3 separate regions of the Mus musculus genome follow, and regions 2 and 3 are each linked to region 1. The links are chromatin loops, found by intact Hi-C in ENCODE. Cell type or tissue: gastrocnemius. All regions are shown on one strand. Region 1 holds the start of Gm38948 (a long non-coding RNA gene). Region 2 holds the start of Inafm1 (InaF motif containing 1). Region 3 overlaps Gm32059 (a long non-coding RNA gene).

The links. Peaks named below come from ENCODE experiments on the same cell type or tissue, not always from the same donor. Only the 100,000 strongest peaks of a DNase experiment are listed, where the experiment ranks them.
Region 2: a loop joins it to region 1, with 3.0 times the contacts of the local background. A loop is called at or near these places in 5 of 42 quality-filtered maps.
Region 3: a loop joins it to region 1, with 5 times the contacts of the local background. A loop is called at or near these places in 34 of 42 quality-filtered maps.

The regions. Positions count from the first base shown.
Region 1 is chr7:15,972,757-15,980,756 of GRCm38, reverse strand. Bicra (BRD4 interacting chromatin remodeling complex associated protein) reads left to right here. Exons shown (of 14, transcript NM_001081418.1): 7 at 771-1,406; 8 at 1,562-1,742; 9 at 1,959-2,068; 10 at 3,645-3,706; 11 at 4,944-5,092; 12 at 5,297-5,391; 13 at 5,572-5,674; 14 at 7,868-8,000. It overlaps Gm38948 (a long non-coding RNA gene), which reads right to left and starts at 434. Exons shown (of 3, transcript XR_003946607.1): 1 at 222-434; 2 at 1-14. In gastrocnemius, CTCF peaks have their summits at 4,651 (motif pointing left) and 5,847 (motif pointing right); DNase peaks (open chromatin) are centred at 4,656, 5,092 and 5,849; H3K27ac peaks cover 682 bases.
Region 2 is chr7:16,268,430-16,276,429 of GRCm38, reverse strand. It overlaps Inafm1 (InaF motif containing 1), which reads left to right and starts at 2,738. Exons shown (of 1, transcript NM_001136270.1): 1 at 2,738-4,417. The coding sequence starts at 3,140. The coding sequence ends at 3,532. It overlaps Ccdc9 (coiled-coil domain containing 9), which reads left to right. Exons shown (of 14, transcript NM_001382411.1): 11 at 135-228; 12 at 320-692; 13 at 1,055-1,174; 14 at 2,014-2,388. The coding sequence ends at 2,117. In gastrocnemius, a CTCF peak has its summit at 3,596; DNase peaks (open chromatin) are centred at 2,579, 3,033 and 3,500; H3K4me3 peaks cover 2,299 bases; H3K27ac peaks cover 2,232 bases.
Region 3 is chr7:16,047,173-16,055,172 of GRCm38, reverse strand. Gm32059 (a long non-coding RNA gene) reads right to left here. Exons shown (of 2, transcript XR_391166.4): 2 at 7,507-7,969. It also overlaps a transcript of Bicra not described here. Among named protein-coding and RNA genes, the nearest start is that of Gm32059, 5.0 kb to the right of the region's middle. In gastrocnemius, a CTCF peak has its summit at 3,100; DNase peaks (open chromatin) are centred at 3,103, 4,402, 6,844, 7,214 and 1 more place; H3K4me3 peaks cover 5,505 bases; H3K27ac peaks cover 5,808 bases.

The DNA of each region.
Region 1 (8,000 bases):
ACTGTGGCCCAGGCCTATGTAGGAAAAAGGACAGTGTGCTGGCCCAGGATGAAAGCTGGGTGGTATGGCTGATAGCTCAGGCACCATCTGAAACTGACATACATACACACACACACACACACACACACACACACACACACAGTTGGGGCCATGGGCACACTGAGACAGGCAAAAGAGCCCAGTTCCCAAGTGCAGTGCCCAGAACATCCACCCACACACACCCATTTCCCATGGCTGGCCATTCCTCTTGCCCTTTGTCTTGCTCCTGGGTCATGAAGCCTCCCACACTGGCCAGCAGCCACGTGTCCTGAGTGGCGTCTGTGTAATGTCATGCAGGCACCTCCCTGTGCTACGCTCCTCTTGCATCCTGCTCAGCAGCTTGTGGTGCCCCCGCCACCCCCAACGTCCCTGTCACTGCTTCCTCTGCTGCTGCCAACCCGCACACCCTGCAGGGCTTGCCTTCGTCTGCCGGGTGGGGGTGCACATGGGACCTTACAGGGAAGATCTGAGGGTAGACCGGAGAGGGGGGCGTTTGGGGATAGCGGTGTGGGTAAGGGTGCAGGGTGGCTGGGTGAAGTGAAGAGCTGGGAAAGATGAAAGGTTGTAGTGGGATCCTGCCTCAGGCAGGGCTGGGATAGGCAGAGAATGGGGCCTTTGGGTGGGATGATTGAAGTCTGGGTGAAGGGTGTCTGGAGTCACAGTGTCTTGGGAAAATGGAAGTCAAGGATAATATGAGCCTGACTCTGCCTCTACCTCCCTCTTCTGCACAGATCCCTGCAGCTGCTCCACTGAAAGCCCCTGGCCCCGCCTCCTCCCCCTCACTACCTCACCAGGCCCCCCTGGGAGACAGTCCCCACATGCCCTCCCCACACCCTGCCAGGCCCCCTTCCCGCCCACCCTCAAGACCCCACTCACGCCCTCCATCCCAGCCCCAGAGCCTGACCTGCCCACCCTCTGAGCCCACCCTGCACCCTTGCCCTCCACCCCAGGGTCCCCCAACTCTACCTGGCATCTTTGTCATCCAGAATCAATTGGGCGCCCCACCACCAGCCAGCACCCCAGCCTCCACAGCCCCGGGCCCACCCCAGCCTCCTCTGCGACCCCCATCCCAGCCTCCAGAGGGCCCACTGCCCCCAGCCTCCCACCTCCCTCCTGCCTCCACCCCCTCGGCCGTGGCCTCCTCCTCTGAGCCTTCTGCCAGGTTGCCGGTCCCCACACCCCCTGACTTCCAACTCCAGTTCCCACCGAGCCAGGGACCCCATAAGTCCCCTACTCCGCCACCAGCCCTCCACATGGTCCCTGAGCCCACGGCACCCCCTCCTCCACCACCTCGGACCTTCCAGATGGTAACCGCCCCCTTCCCAGCGTTGCCCCAGCCAAAAGCACTTCTGGAACGATTCCACCAGGTAACCATCAGCAGCGACACCTAACTCCCCACCTCCCGAAACCGGCCCCTTGCCCCTCCCCGCCTTGTCTACTGTGTGTCCACACCCCTGCCCAGTGCATCTCCCACCCCACTGCGATCCCATGTCCCACCCCTCAACTACCTACCCTTCCTCAGGTGCCATCTGGGATTATTCTCCAGAATAAGGCTGGGGGTACTCCCACCACCCCACAGACATCCACCACCCTGGGGACCCTCACCGGTCCTACTGCCTCTGTGCTAGTCAGTGGACAGGCACCACCTGGGACTCCTGCCGCCTCTAGCCATGTCCCAGCCTCCACACCTATGGCCACCACAGGTAGGGTGAGGAGCCTGCCTAGGCAAAGGGGTCGTCGGGTAGCCCAGGGTGTCCCCCTACTCTGCTGGTACCAACAGGTAGAGGAAGGAGGGTGGGCTGCCCAGGTCTCAGGAATGAGGCACTGGTGGGATAGCTGCGGGATGGGAAGGGGGCTCACAATGGAAAGGCCTTCGTGCTGGTGACCCCTGGGCCCTCTCCTTTCCTCACCCACCCCAGGCCTCCCTCCTCTACTTCCTGCCGAAAACAAAGCTTTTGCCAGCAACCTTCCAACCCTGAGTGTGGCCAAAGCTACCGTGTCTGGGCCAGGGAAGCCCCCAGCAATTCAGGTGAGTAAGGAACCTCAGAGCAACTAGGGATCGAAGAGTGAGCTGGCAGGAGAGATGAAGATGGCAGGGGCAGCATAGATGGTGAGAAGAGCTAGCTAGGAGCAAGGGTGTGTGGATCTCTGTAGGGTCAGAGGTGAACCACCAATACAGCAGTTTAAATGTGGGATACAACCGTGGATTAGTGGTAGAGCCCCTGCCTAGAATCCCCCAGTGAGTGGCTGGGGGCGTGGCTCAGTAATTAGAGCCTCTTCCTAGAATCCCCCAGTGAGGGGCTGAGGGCGTGGCTCAGTGGTAGAGCCCCTGCCTAGAATCCCCCAGTGAGGGGCTGGGGGCGTGGCTCAGTGGTAGAGCCCCTGCCTAGAATCCCCCAGTGAGGGGCTGAGGGCGTGGCTTAGGGGTGGAGCACTGGCTTGCACAAACCCCTGGATTTGACCCTTTGCAAAGTAAAAAAGTTTGGACGACCAGTTATCATAAACTAAGGATATCAACACTAGACTCACTAGAGGGAGAGAGGAGACAAGAAGGCTATTAATCATGGTGAAATTCAAGGGCCAAACAGATAAGAACTACTCTAGGCTGGCAGAGAATAGACACCAGTGGACGGCCCAAGGGCTTGGACTTACTTGTTAATAGCCTTCTCCCACAGCCTAGGCAACATGTCCCAAGCAGATTTGTTTTCTTGTATCCTCCATCCCTCCCTTCCTCTCTTCCCTCATTTTTAAAATTTCCTTTCTTTCCTCCCTCTCTGTTTGAGGCAAGCAAACCAGACTGGCCTTGAACTCATAGATGTCCATCTGCCGCTTCCGTCCTTGGTTTTTGAGGTGGGGTGGAGTGGTGAAGATATTTCTGAATCTGAGGCTGTCCTTGAACTTCCTACCTGTGCCTCCCAAGTGCTGGGTTTACAGGCTGTCCTGTTTGCTATCGTTAGCTATGATAATAAGACTGTAGCCAGCCAGATGGTGGTTGCACGCCTTTAATCCCAGCACGGGGGAGGCAGAGGCAGACGGATCTCTGAGTTTGAGGCCAGTCTGGTCTACAGAGTGGAGTTCCAGGACAGCCAAGGCTACACAGAGAAACCCTGTCTCAACAACAACAAAAGATTGTAACCTGTAAAAGCTTAGGGGAGGAAAGGGTTTATTTAGCTTACACTTGCAGTCTGTCAGTGAGGGGAGCCAGGGCAGGAACTGAAGCAGAGACCATTGAGGAGTGCTGCTCCCTGGCTTGCTCCTCCACTGCCTCAAAGCTTAGGACCACCTTGTCTAGGAGTGGTGCTGCCCACAAAAAGCTGGGCCCTCAATTAATCAAGATAATCCCCGAGAGGCCAGACATCAGTTAAGGCTTCTCTTGGGTAACGCTAGGCAATGTGAAGTTGACAGTTAAGGCTAACCAGGATGCAGTCGTATGATACCACACCTGGCATTCCCACCAGGTTTCTCTTGATGGACAGGGATGTGCTGTAGCTGGGGCCACCTTCCTTTACCATCTATGTCCTTGGCTAGAGGGAGGACGTAGGTTGAGGAGGCAAAGAGGGCTTCTTCCTAGCAACAGCTGTCACTGACCTTTCCTCCTTCCACAGTATGACAGCAAGTTGTGTAGCTTGAAGAAACAGCCCCTACTGCAACCCAGCAAAGAAGCCTGGTGAGTGACAGCTAACTGCTGCCCCGAGATGTGCCTCATCCCCACTGCTCCACAAAGTATTGGTTCCACTCTCCATAGCTGTGCATGGATTCCCTCTCGATCACAGTTTCCCTTCTGCCAAGGGAAAGATAGATTGAGGCCAATAGGGGATATTGGCAGGCTGCCGACTGCAAGCCCCCGGGGTTCCATCTCCAGTTTGATGTCAGGGTCACTGTTTCTTCAGCTTGTCAGGTGTGGTGGGGATGAGCCAGGTAGAAAGTAAGTGTGTGAATAGATTCCGGGCATGTCCAGGCAGGCGCGTGAGTTAAGTGCACACAAGTCTGAAGGCCAGGGAGGATGAATAAGGATGTTTTAAGGGCCTTAGTACATTGAATAGACGGCGAGATGGCTGCCTGTTGGGTGAGGGCAGGCCTATGAGCTGTTTTGGAGGAATAAACGGTGTTTCCTTGTTTTTCACGTTTGCTAAGCGCTCACTGTGTGGTTCTGAGACCACAGCAAAAAGCAGTATCAGGAAATCTGCCCCATGGTGCCAGAGGGCTGGTCTTCTAGGCTTGTGTGATGAGAACGTGGTCATGTGATAGGGAAACCGAGCCTACTGTAGTAGGGATTCATGGAAAACCACAGTGAGGGCTAGAGAGATGATGGCTCAGCGGTTAAGAGCACTCACTGCTCTTCCAAAGGTCCTGAGTTTAATTCCCAGCAACCACATGGTGGCTCACAACCATCTATAATAGGATCCGATGCCTTTTTCTGGTGTGTCTGAAGACAGCTACAATGCACTCATATAAATAAAAATAGTAATAAATAAATCTTAAAAAAAAAAAAGAAGAAAGAAAGAAAAAAGAAAACCACCATGAAAATGAGTAGGCTCTTACATCCTAACCCTATCCCTATCCCTACACTTTCTTAGGCTAGAGGCCGTGGAGAGGTCATGCCCCCTGGTGGCAGGAGGTAGAATAGCATGGTTCCCACCTCACTCCCAACCCCTCCCTTTCTCCTTTGGATCCTCTAAGCCAGAATGATGTCCCCTCACTTTCCTAGGCTTCTCTTTCCCTTTTTGTTACCTGTTAACTTTGGTCCAAAGTCAGGGAAGCCATGAGACAAGTGGAACTCGGGGTGCGAGGTTGGCGCTGCTTGCCTTTGCAGTGTTAAGTGTGTAGCTCGCGGCTGAGGTCCAGGATCAGTTTCCCTGGCCCTCTCCCCCAACTCTGTATGTGTGGTCTAACCCCACCCACAGCTTCCTGGAGCATCTGCACAAACACCAGGGCTCTGTCCTGCACCCCGATTACAAGACAGCCTTCCCCTCCTTTGAGGACGCCCTCCATCGCCTCCTGCCCTACCATGTCTACCAAGGCGCCCTCCCCTCCCCCAACGACTACCATAAAGGTGAGGCTCCCCCACTGCTCTCCCCCTATGTCCCCAAGTGCCCTCAGCTCAGCCACCAGCCCTCAGTATTCAGGCCACGGAGCGTGGAGTGGGTGGAGCATTGCGTGCTTGCCCGCAGTTGGCCACAAGTGCCCTGTGTCACCTACTCATCCTCACCCCCACTCCAACCCCAACCCCCCCCCCCCCCGGCTTTTCTTCCTCCAGTGGATGAAGAATTTGAGACTGTCTCTACGCAGCTGCTCAAACGCACCCAGGCCATGCTCAATAAATATCGGCTTTTGCTTCTGGAAGAGTCCAGGGTAGGATTCTCAAGCTCTGGGGTCTCCCCCTGCTGTGAACTGTTTTTGTGGGGGCTGGGGGGTGTTCTCTTAGCTGGGAGGGAAGATGGAAAGGAGGCAGTTGTTCTGAGCCTGACCACATCCTGCCAGGATCCTCTCTTCCCCCATTTGCTTTTTCATATGTCCTTTCTATCAACCCAGAGAGTCAGTCCTTCTGCGGAGATGGTTATGATCGACCGAATGTTCATTCAGGAGGAGAAGACCACCCTTGCCTTGGATAAGCAGCTTGCCAAGGAGAAGCCTGGTGAGAGGGGAGGGGAGGGTGAAACATCCTCTACCTACCTGCTGCTAAGATTTCCAGCAAGCAGCCTGGCATGCTGCACGGGGGAGGCAGAAGCACAATAATCTCTGAGAGTTTGAGTCCAGCCTGGTCTACAAAAACACGAGGGCTTTGTTGAGTGGCTTTACCTTTCCTCGCCACCAGGGGGCGTGAGAGCCCCTCCTTCCTCCTTTGCTCCCTGTGAGTTTCACCCTGCCTCATTCTAAAATGAAGAGCTTTTCCGCCAGCCCCAGCCTGATGGAAGAGTGAGAGAGAAGCAGGGCTGAGGCACAAAAAAGGTCTCTGCCACACCTACTCTGTGCCCAGTCTTTTTTTTTTTTTTTTTTTTGGTTTTTCGAGACAGGGTTTCTTTGTTTAGCCCTGGCTGTCCTGGGCTAAACTTTGTAGACCAGGTGCTTCTACCAGTCTTAAGAATGAGCCTTAACCCTTGCAAGCCTTACCCTTGGTTCAAGGAAAGCATGCAGTCACACCCCAGACCCTGGCTTTTTCAAAGACCCCGTAAGCTTTCTACATTCAGCTCCAAGTACCATTATTCTCTTTAAACAACAACGACAACACCGGCAGCATTCATCTTCCCCCTTCCCCAGCCCTGGCCTTCTCGGGTACTCACAGGAATCAGGACACTAGTGTGTAATCTTTCTGAATCCTTCGGGGTATATTCTAGAGCTTTCTGTCATTAGGAAGGTGATGTGTCTTCTGAGTATACCTAGTGACTCTACACAGGACCCTGTGTTCATGCGCAAGAATTTCTGTAACAAGTCTGATAGGCAACATGGGAATGAGTCAAACAACCTACCAGGGGTTATACGCATGCCTTACAGGGAGCACAAGCCTAGCACATCAGAAAACAAGGACGTAACCTGGGAATACTTGTTTTTGAGGCGCTAGTGTTTAAACTCAAGATAGGCTATGGCTGTATTGTGGAGCCACGCCCCCAGCCCCTCACTGGAGGATTCTAGGCAGAGGCTCTACCACTGAGCCACGCCCCCAGCCCCTCACTGGAGGATTCTAGGCAAGGGTCTACCACTGAGCCACACTCTAATACTGTTTTGTTTTAGACTTCATTTTTCTAAAACCAGGATCTCACTAAGTGCCAGGCCGGCTTCTGTACTGCAGATCCTCCCTGTCTGTCTTCTGAGAAGCCAGGATGGCAGATGTAGACCACTACACCCGGCTTGGGACTGCACTTTTTTAAAATAAAATATTTATTTATTGTATTTATGAGTACACTGTAGCTGTCTTCAGACGCACCAGAAGAGGGCATCAGATCCCATTACAGATGGTTGTGAGCCACCTGGGAATTGAACTCTGGATGTTGAAAAAGCAGTCAGTGCTTAGAGGTTAAGAGCATCTCTCTAGCCCCATAAGGACGTACTTTTTGTTTTAACTTTTTTTTTTTTTTAGATTTATTTTACTTATTTTATGTTTCTGAGTACACTGTAGCTATACTGATGGTTGTGAGCCATCATGTGGTTGCTGGGAATAAAGGTTGCTCGCTTTGTTTGACCCCACTCACTCTGGTCCTAGACACTCTGGCCTAAAGATGTATTTATTATTATATGTAAGTACACTGTAGCTGTCTTCAGATGCACCAGAAGAGGGCGTCAGATCTCATTACAGGTGGTTGTGAGCTACCCTGTGTTTGCTGGGATTTGAACTCGGGCTTTTCAGAAGATCAGTCAGTGCTCTTTTAACCGCTGAGCACTCTCTCCAGCCCTGTTTTAAATTCTTATTGTTCATTTCACACACATGTAACCTTGGTTGAGCCGTGAAGCTTTAGGGGGTGGTTCGGGGGCTGTTCGTAAAGGGAGCCTGCAGAGTGAGTGGCCCGAGAATCAGCTCAGTCCAGACCTTCCTAATGCAGCCACCCTTTAATACAGTTCCTGACACCCAACCATAAAATTATTTTCATTGCTAGCTACTTCATAGCTGTAACTTTGCTACTGTTATGTATTGTAATGTAAATGCCTGATATGCATGATATTTGATGTACAACCCCTATGAAAGGGTTGTTCAAACCCCACAGGAATTGCCAGTCACAGGTTGAGAACCACTGGTCTAGACTCAGTCTGGACCAGAAGATAAGATGGTCAGTGTACAAGTACCTCCGTCATCTTAGATAACGACCCCATGGTTTCTTTTGTCCCAACTCTACAGATGAGTACGTGTCTTCCTCCCGCTCCCTTGGCTTCCCTGTCCCAGTGTCTTCCGAGGGCCACCGGCTCCCCAGCCATGGCCAGTCGTCTTCATCCTCCACATCTGGAACGTCTGCCCAGCCCCCTCCTCATCT
Region 2 (8,000 bases), 300 kb before region 1:
GGCTTCAGTTTGAGGGTACAGTGCTCTGTCTTGGCTCTGTGTCTCCTGCCCCCTTTGCCCTCAGTGCAACATGCCAGATGTTCTCTGAAGAGAAGTACATCCCATCCCTCACCCCTTTGCTCTGTCCACTCCAGTGACCACGATAATCGCTGGGAGACAAGAGAGGAAGCTGTGTCCTCGGCCCCCGAGTCCTCTCAGTCCATATCCCTGGAGGAGACACCCACACAGGTAAGGCAGAGCAGGTATGAGGTAGGGCGTGTGCATGGGGCTTTGTGGGTGACAGGTCCCAAGCACTTCCTTGATCTGCCTGTGTTCCCAGCAGGCTTCTGAGACCCCAGCTCCAGCTCATCGGCCTCCCGAGGAAGATGGTGAGGAAGATGTGGGGGAAGAGGAGGAGGGAGAAGAAGAGGGGGAAGATGAGGAGGATGAAGAGTGGGAGGACGTGAGTGAAGATGTTACTGAGGAGGAGGAGGAAGAGGAAGAAGAGTTTGAAGAGGATGAAGAGGGTCCTAAGGACCAGGAAGCAGCAACTGTTCCTGATCACCAGCCTGAAGCTGAGCCTGCTGGGAAGCCCACCTGTGAGCAGGTGGACCCTGTGCCTGCCGGGTCCCAGGAGTTGCTGTCCCCAGTCCCTGTTGAACCTCCCATCCCCTTCTCACCCTCTGAGGACCACCAGCCTGTGTCTGACTGGGGTGAGGAGATGGAACTGAATTCTCCCGGCACTGCCCACTTACCTGGTACCCACTCTTCGGGTGAGGCCTGGCCTTTTGCGAATGCTTGAAACTGGCTGCTTGTGTGTGTGTTTGTGTGCACAAGGGTGTGGCTGTGCCCACACCTCCTTCAACCCCCGTGGCAGAGAAGGGCAGTTGGTGCCTGCTTCCTGCCCTTATCTCAGTTCCCAAAGCCTGCTCTTGCTGGTTCAGAGCCTCTCTCCAATAAAAAGTTCACTTCCTTAAATGACACCCACCCCACTGTGTCCTTGAACCCCCTTGCTCCCCTCATATGGAGAGACATTTGGAAAAGGAGGGGCTTGACTGAGCCTCCCCTTCTCCAGGAGGTGACCAGCCACCCCTTGCCTCCTTGGAGAGCGGGCCCAGCTTGGCAGGAACCCCGAAGTCTTCTGAAGAAGAGGGGCCTGAGGCATCTCCAGGTGGGATGCATGAAGCTGGTGGAGGTGGGTGGCCTGCTTGCCTTCCTTGGGGAGGGAAGGGCTTGGGGATAGAAAAGGAGTGGGTCCTGTGAGGGCTTAGAACAGGGCATGAGCTGAGTCAGGTGCTGTGCTGGGTTTGGCCTGGAGTCAAGCCTTTGGGGTGCAAAGGGTGGGCCCTAAGGCCCCAGCCAATAGAAATTGTGAATAACTTTGAACGCTGGGCAAGGAAGAAGTTGGGCTCAGGGAAGGAGCTAAAAGTGGGATTTGAAATCTGAATATTCCCAGAGGTAAGAGGGTGACGCGATAGGATTTTGAGCTTGAAACTGGATTTTGGTTAGAGATCCTGTAAAAGTAAAACATGGTTAATTAAAGGTAGGAACGACTTTAACTAATGAATGAGCCGGCTCTTAAGACTTATCTGAAGGCAGGGTTAGCGGTTTTGGGTCAGACCATAGTGGGATTTTAGATCCCACGTAGTAGAAGCAAGAGACTGATCTTGGTCACTTTAACGTGATCAGCCAGGTTACTGCTTGTGTTCATCTTTTAGTTCCCCTGCAGTAGAATAAGATGTGGAGCAGAGGCCAGGAAAGGCTGTCAAAGGAATAGTGAGAGTGGAAGCCAAGGACATCTTCGGAAAGGGGCCAGGCCAAACAGGATAGTTTGGGGTCCTGGGAGGAGTGGATGAGCTCATTACACTAGCACTTCCCAGTAGTCAACAGGGTTAGATTGGAGGGGCTCCTGCTTCAGGGGCCTCCTGAGGGTCGAGTAAGCTGGAGGCCAAGTTGTAGGTGGGTTTGACTGAGGTGCGGGATAGGGTGGGTCGGGCAGGCTGGTCCTCCATTTACCGCTTTTTGTCTCCTTAGAGGTGGGCCCCGAGGGCCAGGAGACGGCGGAGATCACAGACTTCCAGAGGGTGCGTTTCTGCAAGGTGGTGGCGGCTGCTCCGCCGCCGGGGGCTGCCCGCTGACAGCGCCAGCAGACCAGGGTGCCTCGCTCTGTACTAACCTTCAGCTCCTCTGCTTCTGCTACACTCCGTCCAGGCCAGGGTTAAACTTAGTGGGGGAGGAAGCAGGTTAGCAACGAGCCCGGCCCGAGGGGAGTCTTCTAAATTCGCTGAGGACCCAGTGGTGCCAGTCCGACCGCACTCGTCTGGTCGAACCCTCGGAGTCAGTCCCTGTGAGGCCTGGGTGTGCAGGAACCTGCAGCTAGGGATTGAATTAAACGCGTGCTACCGCCAACCTTTGAACTGTGCTGCTAGCTGATCAGGCTAGGCTGCTGTGCTTGGCTGGCGGAAGAGGCGGGACGAGAGTGCTCCTCTCATCCTCACACCTCTCTCCTCCCACCCCGCAGGCCGTCTCGCAGTCCTGAAGATGCTGCTGGGAGGGGCGGCAGCGCAGGTTTGCCTGGCTCCCAGGCTGGCTGCTCTCCTCCCTGCAGTCCACCCTGGATCCCTCGCCTCTAGGGAACAGAAGTTTACGCTGGTGCGGAGTTGCTGGGGAAGGGGCCAGCAGGGGTGATGGAGGGAACTGGGTCTCGGAACTCTCGTAGTAGTCCAGGGATGTGAGACTGGGAGGGCCGGGGCCGGGGCTCGGTGGGCGGGGCTAGCGTTCAGAAGCTCCGTAGGCCTCCGGCTTCAACAGAGTAGGAACCTTAGCTCCGGCGGGCAGAGGGATGCTAGTGTGCAGAGCTGCAGTCGGTCGAAGAAGGAAGGGGTTCGATTAGCGCGGAGAGGGCTGAGGTAGAAAACAGGAATAGGCGGTTGGAAATGTGACAGCTAGGGCGGGAGAAGAGCGAGTGGGCGTGGCCTTGAGGGGGTAGAGCTAAGAAATCTTGATAGTGGTGGGTCAGAGGCGGTAGGGGCGTGTCTAGGATGTAGCTGAGCTGGGGGGGGGGTGCTGTCTGACAAGGCGTGGTCCTGGAAGGGGCGTGGCTTGCTTGAGGCGGTCCTGGGGTGGGGGCGGGGTCGGTGCAGGCTGAGTGGGCAGCGCGATGCGGGGCTCGAGCTGCGTGGGCAGTGGTGGCGAGAGCCCGGGTGGTACGGGGCTGAGCGAGGGTCCCCGTGGCCGATGGCTGCGGCTCGCCCCTGTCTGCGCCTACTTCCTGTGTGTGTCCTTGGCCGCTGTGCTGCTTGCTGTGTACTACGGGCTCATCTGGGTTCCCACGCGGCCGCCTGCGGGCCCCGCCGACCCCCTGCCCAGCGCTGCGGCCGCTCCGTGTGCTCGAGCAGCACCGCCCGCCCCGCCTCCGGCCGCACCCGCATCCTGTTTGCTTGGGGCCTCCGGCGGGCCACGACCGCAGCCAGGACTGCCACGGAGTCGCCGCCACAGTCGCCGCCCAGCTCCGGGAGCGACGCGGGAGACCGCGCGCCGAGCGCCTGGATAGTCTGGCCCGCCCCCACCGTGGCCTGCGTCTGTCTATCTGCACCACCGGGCCTCGCCTGCGCGGCGCCGCCTCTCTCCTTGCCGCGGTCCTGATCCTGCCCGACCTTATTCCACCTTGCTCCTTCCCGGGACTCAGCGCTCATCGGCAATAAACTCCAGCCTCAGCTGGCTTACCTGGTCTGTGGTCGTTGGCCTCGGCCGCTGGTCCCTTCTAGCTCCGTGGCCGCGCGGCCTTAAAGGCTTTCCTCTCTCATTGCTCACATGTAATTTTTGGGTTGGAATGGGGAGAAGCGGCTTGCCAGTTTTCGGGGCCATTGAAGGTCAGATACTGTAAAGGCCTTACCAGTTTTCGGGGTGTCATCTCGTATAGCTTCGGAGACAGTGGTGCGTGCTGGAAACTGCAGTTGGTATAGTTTGCAATGGCAGGGGTAGAGGATGTCACCCGTAAGCTAGCTTGTCCTGGTTTGGGTGGTGACATTTGCTGCTTTGGAAGTGTGGAGCATATAGCTGAACCAAACCAAAACTGGTCTGCATTGCTGTTGGTGCCATGTTGAGACTGGTGTAGCTTCTGATAAAGAAGTCATGCGATTGAGTCCATTTTCCCTTACCCATGACTGTGGCTTGGCCGTAGGCAGGCCTGGGATATACTCTGCTGGCCAGCTGCAAGAAGGGGTTTCCTTTATGGCCTGCCTTCCCCCTAGGCTGGACAGCATCAGGAACCTGAGGCCTCTTGTCAGATGGGAGTGTTACCTGTCCTGCTGGTTCCCTTCTGTCCTACCAGCATCCCCCACGGGATGATGTACAGCAATGTACTTAAATCTCTCTGGTCTTGTAAAAGGAAGACAACACATTGTTGCTCAGAATTAAACTAGTGATCGAAACCTGAGAACAGCGTTGGTTTCTGCTCTGTCTCCACTTTGTCCTTCAGCCCTTTCAGAGAGTCACAGCCTGTATCCCTGGGCATAGCCTGTCAGCTCAAAGACTGCACACCACCAAGCAGTGAGTTGGGGGGAGGGGTCCTCTTGCCTGTCCTTTTTGGCCTCCCTTCTGCTTCCTGGTTTTTCCTCCAGCCCCTTGGCCCCTCAACCTTTTTTGTGTCCCTCTGCTACCTTCTCTTTGCTTTTCTCTTTCTCTGTTTTTAGAGTGTCTCCATATTGTCACCGTGCTCCTGTGTCTACTGGCTCACACCGTCTCTCTAGTGCTTTCCCACTGAGTCACCCCCTCCCACTTTGTGGCAAGGGATTTGGGTTCTCAGCAGACCTCCTTCCTCTGTCTTCTAAGGGTTGGGATTGCAGATGTGTACCTCTATGCAAAGTCCAGCTTGTGGGCTTTGAATTCTGACTAGCTCTGACCACTTTAACCATTTTGGGGGTGACAGGGGTATGGAATAATTTTACCTCTCACATGATGACAAATCAGTTCATACCAAGCTATTTATATTTTTTATTTATTCCCTCCCAGTGTGACTGTTACACACATTTTGCTGCAAAAAGACATTACCATGTCCAACAGGGGAAGTGGACAGTGCCTGCCTCAGGCCCCTGGGAGTTTGCATAATAGGTACAGAATGGCCTTTCTAAAATTGGATCAGCCTTGAGTTCCGAAATGCATCTGTCCCTGAAGACCTCAGCTAAGGGACTATGGACCTGCAATTTGGCACACTGTCAAGCCTGATTTATCTTAATTACTAGTTCAACATTTAATTAATGGCTTTGTTAAAAAACTAATTTTCATCACCTTTATATATCTATATATCTCCTATAATCCAAGCTGCCTTGAACTTGCTGTGTAGCAGAGGATGACATTTGTGCTATGCTGATTTTTTTCCTGGGGAGACAGGAGCAAATGCCTCCTCACCCAGACAGGGCACTGCCAAGTGAATTTATTTGGGGGGTGGGCATTAATTATAGGAGGGTGTGGGTGACTCAAAGGCAGCTACACCACCACAACGCTGGATCTGCCAGATGACTGACAGTTCATACAGCCGAGACCTTGGTGTAACCTGAATGATCTACAAGCAACCGCACAGCCAGGCAGATCAGAGGCTCTGGCTCATGCTGCCACTTCAGTCATTCACATTTTCTAGAGGGTCTCATGCCTTGGAGATCACACCCTGGGCCTCCTCGGCAAGGCCATTAGAATCCTATACCATGCCGCAGTCTTGTGGAATCAACCTCCTGCTGTTATTAGTCATGTGTGCACATGGGGAGGTTAGAGAATAACTTCTTGGAGTTGGTTTTCTTTTTCCACTATGGTACCTGGGCATTGAACTCTGGAGTTTTCTGGTTTGTGCCACAGACATCTTTATTCACTGCGCCATATAGGCGGTCCTCTTGGATCTGTATAAATGACATTACGGCATGACCACCCCGTGGTATAGCTGAAGGGAAGGTTTTTATTGTAGATGAGAGAGAGGGGGGAGAGAGAGAGAGATCATCCAGAGGCTTCTGGAAGAGTCTAGAACAGAGAGAGAAGGCAGTAGACTGGACATGGACATGGCCATGGTGGGGTAGAGGGACCCAGAAGGAGCAAGACAAAGGACTAAGACAGGAAGACTAGAGAGCAGACACACAGTGGGAACGGCAGGGTTATGGGGAGAATGAGCAGCTGGAGGAAGGGAGCCAGGAGCTGGGGGAGTCATGGTAGGGGAGGAGCTGAGGAGAGCTGAGAAGGGCCAGGATGCTGACACAGACTCTGAAATGTGTACCGGGCACTTGTGATAGATACTGAGGGAGTCTGAGGTCAGCATGGGTAGGCTAATAAGCATCACAGAGAGCCACGTGTCCCTTCTGCAGGTGGTAAGGTGATAAGGAGAACGTCTCCTTTTGGTAGAGGAATTTCTGAGGAAAGCTGGCTTTGATCTAACCACCATGGGAACTTGGGGAAGTTGAGTTTCCTTTGGACCTGGCAGGATCATCTCCCTTAACTTTCATAGAGCATGGTTCTGCTGGCCCGGTGAACTGAGCTTCAGATAGTGCCCTCATGCTGTGTTCCCTCAGGAATACCTGTCTTTCCGCTTTCCCTAGTGTCCCTGAGAAGCCAGCCTGTGGGGACTGCTTTCCCTCAGATTGTCTCAGCTTATGCACCTTTCCTCCTGAGGAGGGACAGGCAGCTCCGCTGCTCAGTTCTGCCACCATGGCAGCCAGGCGGTTGCCATAAGTCCCCACGTCTCTAAGTCTTAGAAGCCAGGTGACAGATCTGCAGCTCCTTCTGCAGATCTGACAGTTCCTTGCTTGTCACTGTCCCCTTGTGCTGCCCGTGGTGTGTTGAATCCTGGATTCTCTCTCTCTATTAAGCATTGCATCCAAGGGCTGGCTCCTCCTCCTCCTCTTCCTCCTCCTCCTCCTCCTCCTCCTCCTGCTCCTGCTCCTCCTGCTCCTGCTCCTCCTCCTCCTCCTCTTCCTCCTCCTTCTTCTTCAAGATTTATTTATATGAGTACACTGTAGCTGTGTACTCATACACACCAGAAGAAAACATTATATAGTTGTGACCCACCATGTGGTTGCTGGGAATTTAACTCAGATCCTCTGGAAGAGCAGATGGTGTTCTTAACCACTTAACCATCTCTCTAGCCCTTCTGTCCTCATCTTCCTCAATCTTGATTCTTTTTATTTTTTATTTTTTAAATTTTTTTTGATTTTTCGAGACAGGGTTTCTCTGTGTAGCCCTGGCTGTCCTGGAACTCACTTTGTAGACCAGGCTGGCCACAAACTCAGAAATCCACCTGCCTCTGCCTCTTGAGTGATGGGATTAAAGGCGTGCACCACCACGCCCGGCCTCAATCTTGATTCATACTCTGGGTTTCAAGTCAATGGCTTTTAAGCACCCATCTAACTGATACACTCTAACTTTTGGCTCTCCAGCCATGAAAATGGCAACCCAGCTGTTCTGTCTTACCTCCACCCCATCAGTTTTACTCTGAGGTATCAGAGGCAAGCCCACCCACCAAGTCAGAGGCTAACATAGAGGATGCTGGTTGCCACAGTGGCTTACCCCATTAGTGCTATTCTTGGCAACTGCAGTGTGTTCCATGTTCCTTCAGCTATGTTCAGTGACTCGACCTGTAAGCAGTGGACTTCACTCATTCAACCACTCTACCATACAGGAAAAACAGCCGCCATGGGACGCCACACCTCGGTGGAGACATGCCTTTGAGCTTGCCTACCTGGCAAACATATATACAAAGCCTTGCTGTGTTCCTCTTGGTCCTCAACTTGGTGAGCTCTAGAGTCACCTAGGAGACAAGCCTCTGGGCATGATGTGGGAAAGTCATCACCCAAGCTGGGAAGACCTTCACCCTGTGGGTGGCACCATCCCATGGATTGGGGGTCCACGGCTGAATACAAAGGAGAAAGACTTCCCAAGTGGAAGACAATGGACCCAGTTGCCTCAAGCTGCAATGATGGATGGTACCCTAATTAACTCTTCCTTCCTTCCTTCCTTCCTTCCTTCCTTCCTTCCTTCCTTCC
Region 3 (8,000 bases), 74 kb before region 1:
CCAGGGCTACGTGGAGAAACCCTGTCTTGGGGACTGGTGGGGGAGGGGAACTTGGGGAGAAAACTAGAAGAGTGGCTTGGTGACTAAGCCTTCTAGAGGACTTAGACTTTGGCTTCCAGCAACTCACAACTGTCTGTAACTCCAGCTCCAAGAGATCCAGTGACCTCTTCTGGTCTCCAAGGGCGTCTGCACTCTTCAAGCATTTATTTGCACAGACATAGGACATACACATAAATAACAATAAAAAAATCTTAAAAATCAAAAATAAAATCCCAAGGCTGGCAAGATGGCTCATCAGGTACAAGGCTTCTGCTACCAGGGTTGACGACTGGAGTTCAATCTGCACACCAACATAAAGGAAAGAGGCATGCCCACCACACACACAGACACACACACAGACACAGACACAGACACACACACACACACACACACACACACACACACACACAATGTCATTTAAAAATGAAAATAAAGTATAAAAATTAGTGAAGCTGGATGTGGTTGTGCATGCAGTTGGGAGGCAGATGGAGGCGGATCTTGGTAAATTTGAGGCCAGCCTGGTCTACATGGTGAGGTTCAAGCCAAGTGACATAGTGAGAAAATGTCTCAAAAGCACACACACACACACACACACACACATTGGTTAAGTTCTAAGTAGCTTTTATTAAGTATATTGTTATAATGGGTCTATTTTGCTATTATGTTTATATACGTATATATTTATTTATTTATGTTTTTGGAGACAGGGTTTCTCTGTGTAGCCCTGGCTGTCCTGGAAGTCACCATCTAGACCAGCTTGTCCTCCAACTCACAGAAACCCACCTGCCTCTATTTCTCAGGTTCTGGGATTAAAGGCGTGTTGATTGAAGCCTAGCATGGGCTACAGAAAAAGAACCTGTGGTAGAGCTCTTGATTAGAAGACACAAAATCCTGGGTTCAATCTGGTGCATACCTAAGGTTTTAGTGCTCGGGAGGTGGAGGCAGGAGAATCAGGAGGTCAAGGCCAACCTTGACCCTATCTCAAAAGAATTGAAAAAAAGTAGTATTCAATGTTTAGTATTATCTGTTTTCAGGCATCCACGGGAGGCTTGGAACGTGTCCTTTGAAGATGAAGGGTCTGACTCCTCCTGTTATTATAAAGCCACTCTCTTCTGCCCCAGCTGTGATGGCCCATGATGAATAAATACATCCCCTGTGTAGTTTTCTCACTCAGGAACTAAGACCTGGTCTTCAGAAGTTAATTTATAATAAAAGTAACAATAATTTTTATGTTCTTAAGACAGGCTTTCTCTACTTAGTCCTTAGTGTCTTGGAACTCATTAGGTAGACCAGGCTAGCCTTGAACTCACAGAAATCTACTTGCCTCTGCTTCCAGATTGTTGGGATTAGAGGTGTGTGCTACCTTTATATGTAAGGTGTGGCTTAAATTTGTATTTTGTTTATTTTAATTTACAGCATATTTATTTGAGTAGATGCTACAAATTTCTAACTTTACAAAGTTACAGAACGAAGTGGGCAGTGGCGACCCAGACTTTTGATTCCAGCACTGGGGAAGACTACAGAATAAGTTCCAGGATAGCCAAGGCCACACAGAGAAACCCTGCCTCTAAAAACCAAACCAAGCTAAAACAAACAAAAACAGTTACAAAATGAGCTAGGATCCACCCAACTCCTGTCCATTCATTTCCATTTTGTAAGTTATTCTGTGCAATTCATCAGCAAATGATTCGTGTCCATTTTCATCCATACTTTTGGCATTTACAGAACTCCCCTTCTCCCTGAGTGGTTGCAAAAGCTGTTGTGTCACTTTGCGGTTTCCTTGTTTATTGCAGTGACTTCCTGTCCCACTGTGGGCCAGGATCATAGCTGATTTCAGAGTTTTTCATTGTTGGCCAGCTAGGTTGCATCTGCTTTTTAAAACATAGTCATGGTTTTTGTTTTATTTTGTTTTAGGAATGTTTACAAAAACGTGCGCCTCAGTTTCTTGACTGGCCTTTATTAAGGAAGCTGACAGAAACCCCAAAAGGATTCTTCAGATCCAAAATCCCCTCATTAGCGTTTCGGTACTCTAAGAGCTGTCAGCCGCCGGCCCCGCCCTCCGAGGCCACGCCTCCGAAGCCCACCCGCTCGGGCCGATTCAAATGCAGCCAATAGAAGCGTGTAAACAAACATAAGCCACACCCACTACACGAATAATTTCGAGCACCAGGGCGCGAAGCCTATTTTATCTTGTGTGTGGGGGGTAGAGGTGGGGCGGAGCTGTGGCCACGCCCCCACATGCGGCCAATCAAAGGCCAGACTCCGCCCCTCGCACTTGCGGTGCTGAGGACCCCAGGCCGGGCTGGGCTAATCGCTGCCTGATTTTGCTGCCGGATTACAGCGCTCCGGTCTTGGCTGTCCTCAGAAGGGGTACCTTATGGCCACAGTGGAAGGGTATAGCTAGAGGACAGAGACTACGAAGGAATCCCCTTCTCTTCCTCCTCCTGGCCACCAAGACCCGGGCCCTTGGAAGTCTCGTAAAAACTTTCTCTTCTCACCCTTATTTAAAGCAACCTGGAAAGGCAGGAGTGTTTCAGGACGGGAGTCAGGCTTTGGTTGTTGAAGTGTTATATGCAAAAGAAAAAATGCACCAATCGTGTGCCATCAGTTTCTCGGATAATGAAACAATTGGGGCGCAAAGTTTGAAGCTTCCATTGCCTGACAGGAGCCGCGGGGAAGTGTTTCTACTTTCAGTGGAGGAAGCCATTTATTTAAAATCCGGAGGTGGGGAGGTGGAAGAGGGGCTGACGAGGTGGCTCAGTGAATAATGGCGCTTGCCACCAAAACTTGATCTGAAATTTATCTCCAGAAACCACGTGTTGGAAGGAGAGAAACATACACACACTGAAAAATAGAACTGGAGATGTGGTGCAGTTGGTACTTAATCTACTATCTAAGAAGCCCTGGTTTTCACAGCACCATCCAGGCGTGGTGGTTAAAGCTGTAATCCCGGAAGGTGGAGGCTGGGGGGTCAGGAGAGTTCCAGGTCCGCCCTAGGCTACAGAGCAAGACTGAAGCCCACCTAGGCTATTAAGCGGATGCTATTGACACCGTCTGTAGACAGATGGCGCTGACGAGGTTCTCCAGGGTAGGAGCTGGGCTGTAGTGAGCTGAGTTTCTGAAAGGCTCAGGGCTCTGATAAGAGCTAAGGCATATGCAGAAATGTGCGGAAAAAGGCTGGAGGAGGGTTCAGAGGACAAGATGATGTCAGGCCCTTCGGGCAAGGCAGTTCTCCAATATCTGGCCTTGTCCACAGCAAGAACACGGGGCTTCTACCTTTTCTTTTCCACTATACTATCATAATTAAAACTGTCAGCCTAGCCTGGTGGTGCAGGTCTGTCATCACTGCAGCTAAGGAAGCTGAGGCAGGAGGATAGCAAGTTCAAGCCCTGAACTTTAGCAACTTAGACCCTGTCAATATAAGAAGTGAAAAAGAAGGCTAGGGATGGTGACTTGCTGTGTGAGACCCTGGGTTTAACCTGCAAAAGAGGTTTGAAAGAAAGAAAGAAAGAAAGAAAGAAAGAAAGAAAGAAAGAAGCAGCAGCCATCTGAGCTCTTTTTTTATTTTTTATTTTTTGGTTTTTCGAGACAGGGTTTCTCTGTGTGGCCCTGGCTGTCCTGGAACTCACTTTGTAGACCAGGCTGGCCTCAAACTCACAAATCCGCCTGCCTCTGCCTACCGAGTGCTGGGATTAAAGGCGTGCGCCACCACTGCCCGGCACCATCTGAGCTCTTTAAAAAATATTATTTCTTCATCAAGTAAGGGTCTCATTATGCAGGCAGGCCTTGAACTCAAAAAGACCCACCTTCATCTGCCTCCCAAGTGCTAGAACTAAAGATGTGCTGGGTCATGTGTAGCCCAAGTGAGCCTTAGATTTGATATGTGATTGACTATTGTTGTTTTTGGAAATTGATTTTTATTTCGAACTATGGTATTCTTGTTTGAATATATACACGTTGAATTCCAGTGCCTAAGGAGGCTAAAAGAGGGTATCCATGCACTCTTCTGGGATTGGAATTAAAGGCTGTTGTAAGCTGACATGGATGCCGGGAACAGTCCCTGGGTCTTCTTGTAAGAGTAATTCAAAGTCTTAACCGCAGAGCTATGTCTCCAAGCGCTGATCCTAAACTTTTGATGCTCCTGAATACATTCAGAGTGTTGGGGTATAGGTGTGCAGCCCACTATGCCTAGTGTATGTGGACCTAGGATAAACTCTAGCAACTGAACTGTGTCACCAGCCCCACAGTGCTTTTTGAATACCTTGGGCTCTTGTCACTAGCTTGGAAGCCTGGATGGGCTTTCAGGGATGCTCAGGGAAAATAGCCATTTGATCTCCCAGGTCTGTGCCAGCTCTTGCTCAGCTTGGGGGCTGGCTTGTCTTGGCTCCTCCACACCCAGCCAAGGACTTCCAAGTAGCGTGTGTTTACAGCCCTCGCCTAAGCTAAGAGGTCTGGGGTATTCGTCATAGATAGTATCTTTCCAGCAAACCTTTGTTTTTGAGGCAAGGTCTTGTGTAGCCCAGGCTTTGAACTTGCTGGACATCAGAAGATGACTTTGAACCCTCAGCTAACCTTTCTTGTATACTAAGTGCTGAGTACCATCATAGGGGTAGAAGATATACCACAGTGCAGAAAGACCCAGAACCTAGACAGACATGGTAGCACAGCACTTGGAGGAGCTGGGGCAAGGAAATAGCCAGCTCAAAGTCAGCCTGGGCTATGTAGCAAGACCTCTTTCTCCAAACACTAAATTAAATGAAATCTGGTGCTTGTAGAGCATGATCTACATGTAGAGAAACTGAGGCTGTAACTTGCTTGCTCCTTGCCTCACCTAATAAACTAAGGTGGATGCGAGGCAGGAAGAACAAGGGAATGCATGCCTCTCACTGAATTCCTGATGCAGCTAGTTAGAACACGTTTCCCATGTGAATGTATAAGCTCATGTAAAGTCAACCCCTTGACCTCAAGTCATCTAGCTCTTTGTCCTGCTTTAAGTTCTGAGTTTTCCAGTGCTGGTAGCTCTGGTACAGACAACCAAATGCCACCCAGGTCAGGTCATTTTGCACAGAGGACATTTTCAGCAGAGGGTTGGGTCCCACTTCCTGGATGATCTTGGACAAAACACTTCCCTTTTGGTGAAAATGGAGGCTAACCCTTTCTCCTTTGGGCAAGTCCTGAGACTTTTTGAGACAAACTCTCCTGTAGTCCTCAGGTAGTCGAGGATGACCTTGAACTATTGATTGTCCAGCCCACATCTCCCAAATGTAGTGATTCTGCACGTCCAGCCCCCTTGGGGCAGTTCTGATCGGAAACATCCTCAGGTCAACTCATTGGGCCAACTACACAAAAATAAAAGCAGTGTGCACAGTGCTGGTTTCCCAAGCGTGAAAGTTGAACACTCAAGGCTTCACTTCTGCAATGGAGTCTACCACGTCACCATATAAAGGGAGCAGCAGGCACTTTCTTTTCTTTATGGTCGCTCTATAAAACCGGCCCATCACATTTTAAAAAGACACCAAAAACATTCATTATAAGCATAGCGCTCAGAGGACAACTTGTTGGTTGCCGTTAGATCTCTCTTTCTACCAATGTGGCTCCTGGGGTTTGAACTCATTGCCAGGACTGGTGGCAAGCGCCCTTATCCACTGAGCAACAAACTTGCAGTCAGCGTTTTAGAAAACAGGAAATAGAGGCACAGACAGATGAAATAATTTACATCACCTCACACAGCAAGTAAGTAGCAAAGGCTGATGTTTAGCAGGATCCTGCTCGTTTGTTCATGGCCCATAGCCTCCAGCCTCTTACAATTTTTCATTGTTGCACCCGGACCTCCACATACTACAAAAACACCCTCATTACTTAACTATATATATCCTTAGACCTCACGATAGCAATAAAAAGAAATTAAGCTCGTCATAGTGACACACAAGTATAATCCTAACGCCTGGGAGGTGAAGGCAGGTAGAGCGCGAGTTCCAGGCCAGCCTGTGCTTCATAGCAAGACCTAGTTCCCCGCCAAACCCTAGTGCCGCCATGGAATCAACGATAAGACTTACAAAACAGATCAGCCAGTCGTTTATACGACGCATTTATTCGATACCTACTGTTGTGCACCAGGTTTTCTATAGCTCGGGAGAAACAAGGGCATGTGAGACCGGAACGTTAAGAAATCAGACCAGTTCTGTGCAGAAGGGCAGGCCGGTGCGGTCTGGGACGTGCTGAGCAGGGCTAAAAATGCCCGCTCACCAAGTGCTCTGGGAATAGACCTGTGAATCCAAGCGTCGCTCAAAGGATTTTTGAGCTTCGGATCTGCGCTGCCGGCCAGGCGTGAAGAAGCAGGCTATCTAGCAGGGCTAACCATAGTCCTTGCGCTACAGCGGCTCAAAATCCCCAGGCTCGGAGAGACTTTATACGCCACGTCTGGAGTCCAGGTCACCCCCAATCTCCCCATCGCCTGGCACCCTCTGGGTCCAACGCGGGGAAACACTGTCCCACCTCCTCAAGAAGCCTCGACCACACTATCTTTGCAAGTCTTCTGAAGTGCCTTGTGGAGCATCCTCCCTCAGAAGCCACCATCCTGGACCAGGGAGCACAACGGCCCATTCCTAGGCGGGCCTGGCGCAGGGATACGGACACGTATCAACCCTCTGGCTCCTCTTCCACCACCACCAACTCGAACACCAGCTCCAGGTTGCCGACCACAGCCCAGCAGACACCCAAGCAGCCCGGCCGTGCCAGGAGCAGGGGGCGGTGCCGACATTCCGTGCTCCCGCCCACAGAGTGTGCATCTTTTTATTGGCTATCAGATCTGCCGCTCTAGCGCTCTTTGCTACGATTGATTAGCTGCCACACTACAGGCGGAGCCTTCTGTGGCTCCTCCTCGTAGCTGGGCGGAGGGGAGGAAGAGGAGGAGGAAGAGGAGGGGGCGGGACACAAAACCAGCAAGGTTTTTTTTTTTTTTTTTTTTTTGCATTTAATTAAAAAAAATTTTTTTTTTTTTTTTTTTTTTTTTTGCATACCCGAGGGGCGCTCCCCGGAGCGGGGCGCGGGGCCGGGCCGCGCGGGGCCGCTTCGTTGCAAGGGCGGCGGCGGGCCCGGGCGCAGCGGAGCCGGGGCCCGCCATGCGATCAGGCAGTGCGCTGACCGGCCCGGCCGGCCGGCCCCTTCTGGGTCCTCCCTGTGCAGCCCGTGCGGGGCCGTCCCGGAGACCCCGCGCCGACGGCTGCTCAAACATCAGGGTGAGTTTCTCACAATGTAGCAATTTCTCTTTAAATCTCTTAACTCTCTCTACCTGCGAGTCGGGGCTGTGACAGGGCGCAAAAGCGAGGGGGGGAGTGGGGCTCGGCGGCGAGGGTGTGTGTGTTGGGGGGGGAGAGCCAGAGCTGGGGCCGAACCCACTCCCCCCCGACACTCCACACTCAGCCCCCCAACCGGGGCGCAGCGCCTGCTGCCGCTGCTCAGGCTGGATTTTTTTTTTTTTTTTTTTTTTTTGTGATCAGCGCCCACCACTATCCGCACACCCCCATCCCAGGTCTCTCGCGCCACCGCCGCCACCCCGATCTTGCAGAGAGCTCCCCCTTCATTGCTCCCCGATCTCAAACCTTGCGCCCCGGTTCCCTCCCTGGTCCTTCCCGGGATACAATGCAACGGAGGAGAGGGGCGAGCGTGAACGTCCCACGGGGGGGAGGGGCGGGGACCCCCCGCCCGCCTTGGGGACCCCCCTCCCTTCCTCGTGCTCCCCGCCTTTTCTGGGGAGAGCCAAGGGCCACAGAAAGGCAGCTCGATCCATCTCCCCTCCTGTCGCGCGTCCCGTGCGCCCCCTCCCCAAGTTCCTCTTGGGGGGTGCCAGGGAGAATCGGGGGTCCTCTGCAGGCTTGTAGGAAGAGATGAACTGGGATGCAGGCCACTGGGTCTCCCCTCTCCATCGTCCCTAAACAATGAGAGGAGTTGACTTGATTCTC